Regions from separate parts of the Homo sapiens genome. Here region 1 is linked to region 2. A link is an interaction called in ENCODE POLR2A ChIA-PET data of the cell type or tissue named here. Cell type or tissue: PC-9. All regions are shown on one strand.

Region 1 (8,000 bases), 220 kb before region 2:
CAGGAGTTCGAATCCAGCCTGGCCAGCATGGTGAAACCCCGTCCCTATTAAAAATTAGTCAGGCGTGGTGGCGGATGCCTGTAAACCCAGCTACTCAGGAGGCTGAGGCACGAGAATCGCTTGAACCCAGGAGGCGGAGGTTGCAGTGAGCCAAGATCGCACCACTGCACTCCAGCCTGGGCGACAGAGCAAGACTCTGTCTCAAAAATAAATAAATAAAAGTAGATGGTAAAAAGCTTCTGAAGCGATAATATAGGGAAAAGCTACACTGGCAAGACACAAACAAAATAATCCAATAGGACTTTTTTATGTCTAATGTCTATGATTACTCTGAGGTACTTATTTATGGAAAGAGATTAAAATACACACTGTAGCAAAATGCTTGCAATTTTGCTATTACTATAAGTTCATGATATTCAGGATTGGAATTCATGTCACAATAATGAAGAGGACTGGCTGTAGAAATTTAAATTTCTTCATGAAGAAAGTAACGACAAGCTAAAAAAAATCAGTATGAAATCTTTATTTTTTTAAGATAGCAAATATTGAGAAAAAATATTAAGTATATTAGTTGTTTCAAAACATGTCCAAACACTCATAGATATTTAGTAAGAAAAATCTGATTGCAATTACAACTACTTTGTTTCTTTTTAAGAAACAGGGCTTGGGCTGGGCGCAGTGGCTCACATTTCTAATCCCAGCACTTTGAGAGGCCGAGGTGGGCGGATCACGAGGTTAGGAGTTCAAGACCAGCCTGGCTAACACGGTGAAACTCTCTCTCTACTAACAATACAAAAAAAATTAGCTAGGCATGGTGGCACATGCCTATAATCCCAGCTACTTGGGAGGCTGAGGCAGGAGAATCGCTTGAACCCGGGAGGCAGAGGTTGCAGTGAGCTGAGATAGCGCCATTGCACTCCAGCCTGGGAAAAAAGAGTGAAAGTCTGTCTCAGAAAAAAAAAAAAAAAAAAAAAAAGGGCTGGGCGAGGTGGCTCACGCTTGTAATCCCAACACTTTGGGAGGCCAAGGTGGGCGGATCACAAGGTCACGAGATCAAGACCATCCTGGCCAACATGTAAAACCCCGTCTCTACTAAAAATACAAAAAATTAGCCAGGTGTGGTGGCAGGCGACTGTAATCCCAGCTACTTGGGAGGCTGACGCAGGAGAATCGCTTGAACCCGCGAGGCAGAGGTTGCAGTGAGCCGAGATCATGCCACTGCACTACAGCCTGGGCAAAAAGAGTGAAACTCCATCTAAAAAAAAAAAAAAACCGGAAAGAAACGGCTTTGCTAAGTTGCCCAGGCTAGAGTGCAGTGACTATTCACAGGCATGATCACAGTGCACTATGGCCTCAAACTCTTGCCTCAGCCTCCAGAGTAGCTGGGACTACAAGCATATGCCACTGTGCCCAGCTGGAATTACAATTTTGCAATGCTTTTGCTATCCTAGTCTCTATAATAAAGCTGGGTTTACAACTAATCTTTTATTTTAATCTGTCTCTTCATTTCTTTGGGTGGGGGAGGTTGACTGGAAATGGAAAATAAACTATGTATAGACATGAGAAATGTGTGTGTGCATGTCTGTGTGTGTTGTATGTGTGTGTGTATTTGAGACAGGGTCCCACTCTGTTGCCTAGGCTGGAGTGTCATGGCACGATCACAGCTCACTACATTATCAGCCTCTTGGACTCAAGCAATCCTCCCACCTTAGCCTCCTGAATAGCTGGGAACTATAGGCACACGCCACCATATCTGACTAATTTTTTTTAGTTTCTGTAGAGACAGATTTTTTTTTTTTTTTTTTTGCCTAGGCTGGTCTTGAACTCCTGGTCTCAAGTGATTCTCCCACCTCAGCTTCCCATAGTGCTGGGATTACAGATGTGAGCCACTATGCTGGGCCCTAAATTTATATTTCTATTCTGCATTTTAATTTCACTCCCACAGGCTTGTTTTAAAGAATTTTACTAAAATGGCTGGGTGCAGTGGCTCATGCCTGAAATCCCAACACTTTGGGGGGCCAAGGTGGGCAACTGCTTGAGGCCAGGAGTTCAAGACCAGCGTGGCCAACATGGCGAAACCCCGTCTCTAGTAAAAATACAAAAATTAGCTACACATGGTGTTGCATGCCTATAGTCCTAGCTATTCAGGAGGCTGGGGTGGGAGAATTGCTTGAACCCGGGAAGCAGAGGTTGCAACGAGCCGAGATCACGCCACTGCACTCCACCCTGGATGACAGAGCAAGACTCTGTCTCAAAAAAATAAAAATAAAACAGGACAATCATCACATCATACTAATGTTTACAAACATTCTAAAGCCAAATCCACTTCGTCCATAGTCCCTCTTTATTAACAGGATGATATAAAGTCACCTACCATTCTTAATGTCTTCCTTAAAACCACTTCCGGCTGGGTGTGGTGGCTCACGCCTGTAATCCCAGCACTTTGGGAGGCTGAAGTGGGCGGATCGCCTGAGGTCAGGAGTTAGAGACCAGCCTGGCCAACATGGTGAAACCCCTCTCTACAAAAAATACAAAACTTAGCTGGGCGTGGTGGTGCTTGCCTGTAATCCCAGCTACTTGAGAAGCTGAGGCAGGAAAATCACTTGAACTCAGGAGGCAGAGGTTGCAGTGAGCCGAGATCATGCCACTGCACTCCAGCCTAGGCGAGAGTGAGACTTCCTCTCAAAATAAACAAACAAACAAAACAAACAAACCATTGCCTACAACCAACCTAGCCAAGTATTTTCCCCAGGAAGATTACACATTCTAATCCCCATTATCAGAAATAATCACTTCTACTGTTGTTATTCTAGCATCAGTCTCAAAGAATAAATGACTTCCTCGACCTTTTCTTGGTTTGGTGGTCTCAATGCCACCAAACCTTAACTGAAATAAACCATGGTCACTCCATTTTATATTCATCCTTCTTGCCAGCAAATAAACCAACAAATACCTAGAGATAAGTAGTGTGTAGAACCAAACAAATCTTTCTGCTCTCACAGAGCTTTTATTCCAAGAATATATCACTACCTTCCTAGCCATATTCTGATGATCAGACCTCTCCTACTTCTTTTACTTACCACTTACATTCACTGCTACCATTCTCTCAGGTCCATCAAATAAAATATAAATATGTAATATTTGTTTTTCCTTCTTTATCAAAAATACACAATCAACACACTCATTGTCATAAAATAGGGCCTGAAGATAAAATCTTCAGGTCATCCTACTTTTATAATCACATGTGATCTAGCTGTCTAATTCTGCATTCCTTTGAAACTCCTCTCTCAAAGTAATGGCCCAATTATTGATAAATTCAGTCCTCCACCCTCCTCAACACAGAGGCATTCGTATTAATGATAACCTATAAGAGGCTTATTTCTCCTTTGACTTTGAAAATACCATATTCTGATGCTTTCCCTATTTCTCTAATTTTTTTTTTCAATCTTCCCAGATGGCTCCACTTCTTCACAACCCTTAAATGTGGATGTGGCTCAAGATTAAGCCAATCACTTTGAACTCCAACTGATCAACTTATGGCTCTAAGTATTATCTATATGCAGTAAACTGTCACATCTAGGTCCTTTTTCTGACCTTTCCCATGTACTAATTCAGTTCTTTTTAATTTAATTGCCCTTCTTGCATTTAATCTAACTCTTCCAACTGATCCTAAAAGACAAATTTAACTAAATCATTCCCTATTCAAAGCACTTTATTACTACATTTTGCAAGATATCCTAATCATCTTCACCTTGCAGATGAACTCTTCAGCAATTCAACCCTTTCTGCTTTCCAGATTCATAGTTCACTATGGTCATTTTCGTAATTATGCGTATCTCACATCCTTAAACGTCCTCTGTTCTTTTACATTTATTCTCGTCTAATTTAGCTCAAGATGTTTCCCTTTATCTGTTCAGTTCAATCTTTTTTTTTTTTTTAATTTTTTGAGACAGAGTCTCACTCTGTTGCCAAGCTGAAGTGCAGTGGTATCATCTCGGCTCACTGTAACCTCCGCCTCCAGGGTTCAAGCAAATTCTCCTGCCTCGGCCTCCTGAGTAGCTGGGACTACAGGTGTGTGCCGCCACACCCAGCTAATTTTTGTATTTTTGGTAGACACGGGGTTTCACCATGCTGGCCAGGATGGTCTCCATCTCTTGACCTCGTGATCCGCCCGCCTTGGCCTCCCAAAGTGCTGGGATTACAGGCCTGAGCCACTGCACCCTGGTCAATCTTTCCAAGGCCTAGTTCAAACATAGCCTTGTCTATGAATTAATTTCTGTATCTCATCACTCAAAATTAATCCTTTCCTGCTTTATATACCCACTGCTATCTGTTTGGACTTCTACTACCACACAGTAAAAATAGTTTTAACTTGTTATTTATGCATGTATCTGTCTCCACAAAACTTTGGAGTTCTAGGAAGACAAAGATTTCTTCAATTTTGTTTTTGTATTTTCCATAGTATCTAAAAACAAAGGCTATCATTAAATATTTTTAAAGAAGTTCTAAAATTGAGGGTCATTAAGGAAAACACTTTCCACCAGCTCCTAGGAAGTTAATTTTAAAAGGCATTATTGAAAATGTAGAACTAAATTGTTGCAGCCAGTCTACAGTTTTTTATGAGGAAATTATGTAAGAAGAGCCACAACCATCTTAGGTCATCAAATTTAAAAAACAGCAATTAGAAGATAAAGATTCTTTCTGAAGTAGTTAAAAAAAAAAGGAATAGCATTTAGATTTTTTGTTTTGAGTGAGGATCTCTCCGTGTCGTTGGGGCTGGAGTACAGTGGCTTGATCATGGCTCAGTCTCACTGCAGGTGTGAACTCCTCAGATCAAGTGATCCTCCTGCCTTAGCCTCCCTGAGTATCTCAGAACACAGACATGTGCCACTGTGCCCAACTAATTTTTTTTTTTTTTTTGGTAGAGACAGGGTCTCACTCAGGTTGGTTCTGAACTCCTGGCCTGAAGTGATACTCCTGCCTCAGCCTCCTAAAGTGCTCGGCCACCCAAAGTCACAGGTGTGAGCCACCATGCCTAGCCTGCATTTAGAATTCTGAGGGCAACCATAAGTATTAACTGAAAATGTTAAGAAATTACAATTAGTGTTTCAAGCCTATGAGTTCTGTCTTCATTGGCTGCTTTCTTGCTATGATTCTATATAGGCTCACCAGAGAACCTGCTGATCAAGAAAGGGGTCTCTCTCAAGAAGCATTAACTAGATTTTGAATTGTTTTATGAGCAAGTTTCATTTCAAACAGAAAAAGGTACAATTTATTTCCAAATTGTTAGAGACAAAATTTTTTCAACAGTTTAGTCAAGAAAAATCTGGTAGGTACAATTGATTCTTGTTATGCATGGTAGTTACGCTCTGTAAAGCCCCTTTAAACAATGAATTAGTAAATACTGAGCTACTGTTCTTAAGGAAAATACAAGGTAGGCTCCAATGAGCCCCTTGTCACATTTTTGTTAACTGTATTTATCCACAAACATGTTTCATGTGTGTTTCTGCTTAACCACACTATATATATGTATATATATATACATGAATACGTGTATGTATATACATGTACATGTGTATACATATATATATATACACGTATATGTGTGTGTGTGTGTGTGTGTGTGTGTGTGTGTGTGTGTGTGTGTATATATATATTTTTTTTTTTTTCTTAGATGGAGTTTCACTCTTGTTGCCCAGGCTGGAGTGCAATGGCACAATCTTGGCTCACTGCAACCTCCGCCTCCCAGGTTCAAATGATTCTCCTGCCTCAGCCTCCCAAGCTGGGATTACAGGCATGCACCACCACGCCCAGCTAATTTTTTGTATTTTTAGTAGAGACAGGTCTTCACCATGTTGGCCAGGCTGGTCTCAAACTCCTGACCTCAGGTGATCCACCCGTCTCAGCCTCCCAAAGTGCTGGGATTACAGGCATGAGACACCATGCCTGGCTATCTTGTTGATTCATTAATATTGAGATCACGAACAGCAGCACTATTAACTCATGCCTAAATGAAACTTGTCTAACACATGTATTTTCCACAAAAGGCATATCATCACAGCCTTCTTGCCCTTAAAAAACATTAGGCAGTACTCGGCACTACATTTGGGGAGTATTTTAAACAGCAAAATCACTAACCTAAACCAGAAAAACAGAACAATACAAAAAACATGACATTAAATAGACCATTAAAAGGATACTTGTTTACAGTATGAAATCTGAAACAAAAAAGCAGAACATCACCTGTTCAATCTCAGTTGGAAATGTGCGTATAGGTGACAAAAATTTTTCTCCACTCTGCGTAAGTCTATGAATGGTCAAGGAAGTGCCATTTTGGGTTACAAATAATTTTTAGTGAGTAGGCATATTTGCAATTACAGAATCTGCATATAATGAGATCAGCTATATTTTCTACATGCTAGTAAGCCTAGTTATCTAGCTGTAAAAGATAGTCTCTCCTGGTTGACAGTATGAAGTTCTTAAAAGAAAAGGGGGTGGAGGATAGACAATTTTTTTTAATTTAAAGCAAAAATCTCTATTTTACTCGTAAGTTCCCATTTTAAGATTTTCATAAATCAGGTTACACATTTCTTCAAAGTACCTGTTACTATATAATTATTCCCTTCTTGAACCATATGTGTTTCTTTCACCACTTTGAAAGTTTCTCAAAATTAGGAACCAGTCATCTCCTTTGGCATCTTTTCTCATCATCATACCCAGGATCCTGAAAAGTATATGCAGTTTAGTTGTGTCGACAGCGAAGTGTTTATTTAAAAACATTAAATAAACCAGGCGCGGTGGCTCACGCCTGTAATCCTACAAGCCAGGGATGGCCTGAAGCCTGGAGGCCGGGCTGCCAGTTCTGGGTAGAGTCTCCAACCCAGAGAACTTCCTTGATGCCTTTTGGCCAGTCGGATAGTGCTTTTTCCAGGCCCACCCATGGACCAGTCAGCATGCACTTCCTCCATTCTGAGCCTATAAAAACCCCGGGCTCAGCCAGGCTTGGACACTCATCAGGACTACCTGTCTGCAGATAGGAGCTACCTACTTCAGGTCTCCTCTCCGCTGAGAGCTGTTCTATCACTCCTCTCTGTCTTGCTCACCCTCCAGTTGTCCACATAACCTCATTCTTCCTGGATGCAGGACAAGAACTCTGGACCCACCAAATGGCAGGACTGAAAGGAGCTGTAACACATTCCTGGCTGGCTTACTGAGGTGTGGGTGGTAACATGCTCCCAGATTGTGAAAGTGAAGAGTGGTGAACTTTCTGGGGGCCCAGACCTTGGGGTTCCCAAAGCCAGAGCTTCCGTAACACTACAGCCCTCCTGCCCTCCACCAGGTAGCCACCCCATGGGATGGGAAAAAGCAACAGGGCCGGGCCAGCCCAGGAGTTGCCAGCTGGAGCGGGATGGCAGGACTGAAAGAGCTGTAACACAAATGGGCTGAAACTGCCCTCCAGAAACTCACCCCCTCACTCGCCACACTGCAGGTGACGAGAAAGAAAGAAGAGCTGTGGCCCTACTGGGAGCCCAGACCTCAGGGCTCCTCAAGCCAGGGCTGTGACACGCTGTAACACCCTTTTTGGGGGCTCTGCAGATCCTGGCATTTCTAAGCTTTCAGATGATACCACATTCCCTCCATCCACACGCGGGTGCTGCAGCGACAGCTGCTTACGGTACATCTGATCCAGCTGCAGCCTCACAATGGGGCCAGACCTGTGCTGGTGACTGGAACTGCCTGCCCCACTATAGCAGCCAGTATGCCTGGCTGTGCACAGTGATTGGACCCTGTGCTTGCCCGGTCACACACCCCTCACCACTCTGCTCCTGGCTCGCCCTTGATAGGCGTGAGATCCAGGCCAGTAGTGTGAGCCGAGTTCAGCCTGCCAGGCCAAGTAGGCAGAATGAGCCCAGTGGGAATAAGCAAAACTCAAGCACTGGTGCCACTGGCCACAGAATTTCCAGCTGGTGAAGTGACATCTGTGACATAAACAGGACCAT
Region 2 (8,000 bases):
GGCCAATTTTGGATCTTTCATCTTTTCTAATAAATGCATTCAATCCAATAAATTCCCCTCTAAGCTCTGGTTTCACTACATCTCACAAATTTTGATAAACTGTATTTTCATTTTGATTTATTTCAAAATATTTTTAAGTGTTTTTGAGATTCCTTCTTTGAACTATGTATTATTTAGAAGTTGTTTAATCTTCCACATATTTTGGGATTTTCTAGCTATCTTTCAGTTACTGGTTTCTATTTAATTTTATTGTGCTTTGAGAACAGATATGGCATGATCTCTAGTTTGTTAAGGTTTGTTTTATGGCCTAGAATGAAGTTTATCTTGGTGAATGTTCCGTGTAAGCTTGAGAAGAATGTGTAATCTGCTGTTATTTGAAGTAGTCTATAGATGTCAATTATACCCAGTTGATTGATACTGCTATCAACTTCAACTATGTCTTTATTGATTTTTTGTCTACTGGAGTTGTCAATTTCTGATACAGGAGTGTTAAAGTGTCCAATTATAATAGTACATTCATATATTTCTCATTGTAGTTCTATCAGTTTTTGCCTCACATATTCTGATGCTTTGTTGTTAGGCATATAGATATTAAGAATTGTTGTATCTTCTTGGATTACTTACCCTTTGTCATTACGTCCTATTTATCCCTGATAACGTACAGTGCTCTGAAGTCTACTATTAATATAGCTACCCTCAGTTTATTTTGGTTAATGTTAGCATGATATATCTTTCTCCATTCCTTTACTTTTAATCTTTGTGTCTTTAAACTTAAAGTGGGTTTCTAGTTGATAACATATAGTTGGGTCTTGCTTTTTAATTCACTCTACTAATCTCTGTCTTTTAATTGGTATATTTAACCACAGTGATTATTGATATAGTCTGGACTAGTATCTATCATATTTATTACAGGTTTCTGTGTGTGGCCCCTGTTCTTTGTTCCTATTTCCGTCTTTTACACTTTTTCTGCCTTTTGTGGTTTTAACTGAGCACATTATATGATTTCATTTTCTCCCTTTTCTTGGCATATTGATTATACAGTTGACCCTTAAACAACATGGGTTTGAACTGCATGGGTCCTCTTATATGCAGATGTCTTTTTACTAAAAGCAGATAGAAAATACAGTATTTGGCTAGGCGTGGTGGCTCACGTCTGTAATCCCAGCACTTTGGGAGGCCAAGGCTGGTGGATCACGAGGTCAGGAGTTTGAGACCAGCCAGGCCAACATGCTGAAATCCCGTCTCTACTAAAAATACAAAAATTAGCCGGGCGCAGTGGCAGGCGCCTGTAATCCCAGTGACTCCGGAGGCTGAGGCAGGAGAATTGAGTTGCTTGAACCAAGGAGGCAGAAGATGCAGTGAGTGCTGAGATCGCACCACTGCACTCCAGCCTGGGTGACAGAGCAAGACTCCATCTCAAAAAAAAAAAAATATATACAGTATTTGTGGGATGTGAAAACTACATATATGTAGCACCAACGTTTTGTATACACAAGTTCAACAGGGCCATCTGCATGACTTGAGTAAGTGAGGATTTTGGTATACTCAAGGAGCCCTGGAACCAATTGCCCATGTATACTGAGGAATAACTGTTCTCATCTTTCCCTTCCTTCTCCTTCCCCTTCTTCTTTTTCAATTTTTACTTCTCTCAGCGGTTTCCCTGGAGTTTGCAATAAACACTTACAACTCATTCAAGTCCACTCTCAAACAATGCTATACCACTTCATAAGCAGTCCAAGTACCTTATAATAACCAAATATTCCTAAATTCACTCTTTCATCTGTTGCATCATTGCTGTCATTCATTTCACTTATACCTAAGTACCATGTATAGATACACACACATATACAAACCCACAGAAGCATAATCGAATACATGGTCACTATTATTATTTTAACAAACTGTTATCTGTCAGATCAATTATGAACAAGGAATATAAAAGTTTTTAAGATTCAAGCTTCTGACCTATATTATTTTCCTTCTCTCTGAACTTTTTTTTTTTACATATTTCTTACAAATCAGATTTGCAATAAATTCCCTCAATTTTTGCTTTAAGTCTTTTATACATATTTCTTACAAATCGGATTTGCAACAAATTCCCTCAATTTTCACTTTGAGTAAGTCTTTATTCTTCCTTTACTTTGGAAGGGTAACACAACATGGCAGGATATAAAATTCTAGGTGGTGGGCTTCTTTCTCTCAACACTAAATATTTCACTATTCTCTTCTTGCTTGCATGATTTCTGAGAAGTTGGATGTAATTTTTATCTTAGTTTCTCTATAGGTAAGGTATTTTTCCTCCCTGGCCTCTTTCAAGATGGTTTCTTTACCTTTGATTTTCTGAAGTTTGAATATGGTGTGGCTAAGTGTAGATTTTTGGCACTTACCATCTTTGGTGCTCTCTGAGCTTCCTGGATCTGTAGTTTGATATCTGACACTCATTTGGGGGAATTCTCAGTTATTACTTAAAATATTGCTTCTGTTCCTTTCTTTTTTTCTGCTGCTTTGGTATTTCCTTATGTATATTTTGCACCTTTGGCAGCTGTCTCACAGTTCTTGCACATTCTGTTCTGAGGGAGTTTTTCTCTGTCATTTTTCTTCTTGCTTTCCAGTTTTGGAAGCTTTTTGTAATATCCTCAAGCTCAGAGATTTTTAAAAGTCCAGTATACTAATGAGCCTATCAATGAAATTCTTCATTTGTTACAATATTTTTTACTATTTTTTATTCTTTCTTAAAATTTCCATCTCTCTGCTTACATTATCCATCTGTTCTTGCATATTGTCTACTTTTTCCTTTAAAGCCTTTTGCATGTTAATCCTATATTTTTTTTAATTCATAGCCTAGAAATAAAGCCACATACCTACAGCCATCTAATCTTTGGCAAAGTCAACAAAAATAAGCAATGGGGAAAGGATTCCCTATTCAATAAATGGTGCTGGGATAGCTGCCAAGCCATTTGCAGGAGAATGAAACTGGATGCCTACCTTTACCATATACAAAAATTAACTCAAGATGGATTTAAGACTTCAATGTAAGACCTCAAACTATAAGAATCCTAGAAGAAAACCTAGGAAACACCACTCTGGGCACTGGCACCTTGGGAAAGACTCTATGACTAAGTCCTCAAAAGCAACTGCAACAAAAACAAAAATTGACAATTGAGATCTAATTAAACTAAAGAGCTTTTGTATAGCAGAAGAAACTATCAAGTTAGAAAACAGACAACCTACAGAATGGGAGAAAGTATTCACAAACCATGTATCTGACAAAGGTTTCATATCCAGAATTGATAATGAACTTAAACAACTGAAGCAAAAAATAGTCCCATTTAGGCCGGGCACGGTGGCTCATGCCTGTAATCCCAGCACTTTGGGAGGCCGAGACAGGCGGATCATGAGGTCAGGAGATCGAGACCATCCTGGCTAACACAGGGAAACCCCGTCTCTACTAAAAATACAAAAAAATTAGCCGGGCGTGTTGGCGGGAGCCTGTAGTCCCAGCTTCTCCGGAGGCTGAGGCAGGAGAATGGCGTGAACCCGGGAGGTGGAGCGTGCAGTGAGCCGAGATCGCGCCACTGCACTCCAGCCTGGGTGGCAGGGCAAGACTCTAGCTCAAAAGATAAAATAAAATAAAATAAAATAAAATAACCCCATTTAAAAATGGGCAAAAACACATGAACAGACACTTCTCAAAAGAAGACATACAAGCAGCCAACAAACATGAAAAAAGAGGCTCAACATCACTAATTATCAGAGAAATGCAAATCAAAATCCCAATGAGTTATCATCTCACATCAGTCAGAGTGGCTATTACTAAAAAGTCAAAAAACAACAGATGTTGGCAAGGCTACAGAGAAAAGGAAACCTTTATACATTATTGATGGGAATGTAAATTACTTCAGCCACTGTGGAAAGCAGTCTGGACATTTCTGAAAGAACTTTAAAAGAACTACCACTCGACCCAGCAATCCCATTACCAGGTATACAACCAAAAGAAAAACCATTGTACCAAAAAGACACATGCACTCACATATTGATCACAGCACTATTCACAATAGCAAACACATGGAATTAACCTAGGTGCCCATCAACAGGATTGGATAAAGAAAATGTAGTACACACACACACCATGGAATACTATGCAGACATAACAAAGAATGAAATCATGTCCTTTTGCAGCAACATGGATGGAGTTGGAGGTCATTATCCTAAGCAAATTAAGGTAGGAACAGAAAACCAAATACTGCATGCCCTAACTTATAAGTGGGAGCTAAACACTGGGTACTCACTGACATAATGATGGCAACAATAGACACTGGAGACTACTAGAGGAGGGAGGGAGGGGGTGGAAGGGATGAAAAACTGTGGGATACTAAGGTCAGTACCTGGGTGACGGGACCATTCAGACCCCAAACCTCAGCATCATGCAACATACCTAGGTAACAGACCACACACATGTACCCCAGAATCTAAAATAAAAGCTTAAAAAAAAAGTAAAAATACGTAAAAAAATTTCTGGTCTGATATTTCCAACATTCCTGCCATATTTAGCTATGGTTCTGATGTTTGGTTTGGTCTCCTCAAACTACAGTTTTTGCCTTTTAGTATGCCTGTAATTTTTTGTTAAAGGTGGACATAATAATACTAAGTATTTTTTTTTTTAAAGCCTACAGTAAACAGGTGTTTTGTAATGCAGTACTAGGGTGATGGGGGAGGAGAAGCATTCTATAGGCCTAGGATTAGGTCTCAGTCCTCTGGTGAGCCCGTGCCTCTAGACTGTGACCTTCCACCAGCATTTCTCAGGTTTTTTCCTCCCTTCAAATGGAACAGGGTGGCTGGAGAGGGCTGAAGTTATTTCCCTTCCCACAACTGGAAGTCTAGAGGGAGGTGGAGTTAGGAATTTCCTTTTCTCCATGTGGAGGGCTAGAGTTGACTGGAGCTGCATTTTTCCCATTCCCCAGTTAGGTTTGGTTCTAAGAGAAATAATTTCTCCTGAGGGCAGGCCTTGTTAAGAACAGAATACCTTGGTGTATTTCAAAATGTTTCACTTCTCCCTTCTCCAGCTGACAGCGTAAGAGGATTTTTCTCAAATATTTACTGTGAGGACCTGGTAGAGCTCCAGGAAGTAAATCTCACAAAACTACGGGGGCTTCCTTAGGACTGGCTCTCCCTGGAGCTTTTAGGTCTCAGACTTGTCCACACTGAGCCTCCAGCAACTCCTCAATTACAGCTCAGATTTTCCTACCCGGGTACTGGTTCCCTCAGGGGTTTCTGATCCTCGGTTTCTGCTTCAGTAGTTGTGATTCTCTGTATCCAGCTGTCTGTCTCTCCAGTTTTGGAGGATGTGGTTTGCCCTGTGACTTCACTTATCTGAGGAATCTAAGAAGTGTTGTCTATTCTTCATTTTGTTCAGTTATTTATTTGTTGTCAGGACCAAGTGGCAATTACTGAGCTCCTTACATGCTACACTGGAAATTGGAAGTCTTCAGAGATTACTTCTTAATAGTTTTTAAGAGTGCTTTGTATATGAAGATATATACCCAAAAATCAGACAAAAAACCCTCTGTCAGGTTTTACAAATTTTTTCCTAGTTTGTCATCTGTCTTTTAATCTTGTTTATATTGGTTTTGGAGGCACAGGAGTTTCAATTCTTGTATACTCAAATCTATGATTATGGTTTCTGATTTTACGACAGAAAGGTCCTCCTGCTATCAAGAATATAATACCTTTATCTATTTTTTTGTACTTTTATGGTACTTTCAGTTTTTCCATTTCCTACCTATCAGAATTTTTTTTCTTCAGTTTTTATTAAATGGCTGGCTGGTTGTCACATCGTTTACTGAATAATTCCATCGTGTTCCAAAAACCATAAAATGCTGTCTTTATCTTAGACTAAATATCTATTAATAATTGGGTATGTTTCTGGACTTTGAGGGAAAAAAAAAAAAAAACCTGGGAACAGAGACTGCCTGTGAAATGAACTGAGTAGCTGGAAACAGGGAAGAAAAAAAGACTAATTTTTCACTGTTCCCTTTTAAATTTATTCCACGTGCTTTGAATTATCACTCAAGACATCAACAGAAATCTGTTGAAATTCTGCTTACTAGACATGATGTCATTATCAAATATTTCAGATTTGGCAAATTATACCACAACCCCATATGCACCTGAATACCTGAAATCATAAGTCTATCTTGAGCTTAAAACCCTGATTTAATCTATTCTATTTTAAATAAATAGTAAAAGTACCTCAATTATCTTAAACTAGATGTTTCTCTGCCACTTAACATGGTCAAACACAAAACCATATTTTACCATGAAGGAAAAACAAAAGCTTCTGTCTAAATCCTTAATTGTTATAGTTAAGGCTACTACTGGAAATGTGTAAGAATCTCAGATAATGTCAATTTCTTACTGTGTGTGCTTCCCAGATCCAGCCATCACAGATGTATTTTACTTTTTGTGTTGTCAGCTAGTCACCATCTTTTTCTACCAATACCTATAGTGAATACTTAATCAGAACCTAATCTTTTTATTCTATTGCTATCTGATCATTGTATTTTCAGTATCATTTCATTATCATTCAATCTCTGAAGCCAAACTGAACCTCTGTTGTAACCATAATTCCATAAGCGACTGCCTGAGAGAAAAGAGGTATCCATCTAGCAGCAGACAGAAAAAGAACAGCTTTCTTCTGTTATGTCAGTCTTCTTAAGATCCTCTCTCTCCCCCTATTTTCTAAACAACTATGAAAGACAGACTCATTTAGTAATTTTAGCCTTTCTCCAAATAAATATATTTTTTAGCCACTGAAAATGCTCTCTTAATAGAAATGCGAAGGTGACCTAGTATTCAGTCTCATTAGCATTCTCATTAATAATTACAGCGATCAGACATTATCTTTGTACCCTCTAATTCTGCTCTCACTACCTGCTCTCCTAGGTACTTTCTTAGTCTCTGTTGCTCTGCTAATAAATGAACTCTTTTAACATGCAGAAGATGCACATTCCACATATCTCCTAGGAAAACTAATATTTAAAAGAGAAACCAATGCTTTTAACAGTCTAATTACCCTTAGATTTTAAAGCCTCTTATTTTTGATCTTCATAACAGTATCATCCCCATATTCAACAGGAAACATACAGTGTGATTTACCAAACATCCTATTACCGGTAGTAGAACTAGGTCTCCTGTGAGAATGTCCTTTGCCCTAAATACATTGCCTTCCTCAGAGAAGAAAAGTGTCTTTGCAGAACACAATGAAGGATGCGCTTTATATAGCACAATGTATGAATATTAGTGATATATGTATAAAATCAAAATTAAGTTCAGTACTTAAAGAAATCATATCTTCTATATAAGAAATGATTTCAAGCACTCCAAGAGACCACACTATAAAAGCTTCTAGGCAGAAGGTACTATATTTCCTTTTCTCCCAGTGCCCCTAGCACCTTATCTTATACAGTGAAGTACTTATCTAATGGCCACTTTTTTTTTTTTTTTTTTTTTTTTGAGACAGAGTCTCACTCTGTCACCCAAGCTGGAGTGCAGTGGTGCAATCTCAGCTCAGTGCAACCTCCGCCTCCCAGGTTCAGGTGATTCTCCTGCCTCAGCCTGCCAAGTAGCTGGGATTACAGGTGTGCACCATCATGCCCAGCTAATTTTTGTATTTTTAGTAGAGATGAGGTCTTGCCACATTGGCCAGGATGGCCTCGAACTCTTGGCCTCAAGTGATCTGCCCTTGTCGGCCTCCCAAAGTGCTGGGATTACAGGCATGAGCCACCGCACCCAGCATAATGGCCACTTATTTCTTAGCAAATCTCAACTATCTGCTAATAAATTTGGCAGATTTCTGTGTATCTGAGACACAGTCCAATACACAGAAATTATAAACACCCTCCACTAAAATCTGGGCACTTTTCATGAGAGACTCTTCTCAGATGAAGTTACTCTTACTTTAGATCAACAGTTCTCAACCACATCAGATTCAATGTGCCCCT

What was found. Peaks named below come from ENCODE experiments on the same cell type or tissue, not always from the same donor. Only the 100,000 strongest peaks of a DNase experiment are listed, where the experiment ranks them.
Region 1: POLR2A ChIA-PET joins it to region 2 with 10 read pairs; 3 of 35 experiments call an interaction of 5 or more read pairs at or near these places.

Annotation. Positions count from the first base shown.
Region 1 is chr10:63,290,358-63,298,357 of GRCh38, forward strand. All of the region lies in intron 2 of JMJD1C (jumonji domain containing 1C), which reads right to left. Among named protein-coding and RNA genes, the nearest start is that of MIR1296, 79 kb to the right of the region's middle. In PC-9, no CTCF peak of the experiment used is centred here; no DNase peak of the experiment used is centred here.
Region 2 is chr10:63,510,299-63,518,298 of GRCh38, forward strand. It overlaps a transcript of JMJD1C not described here. Among named protein-coding and RNA genes, the nearest start is that of REEP3, 7.1 kb to the right of the region's middle. In PC-9, no CTCF peak of the experiment used is centred here; a DNase peak (open chromatin) is centred at 4,973; H3K27ac peaks cover 1,220 bases.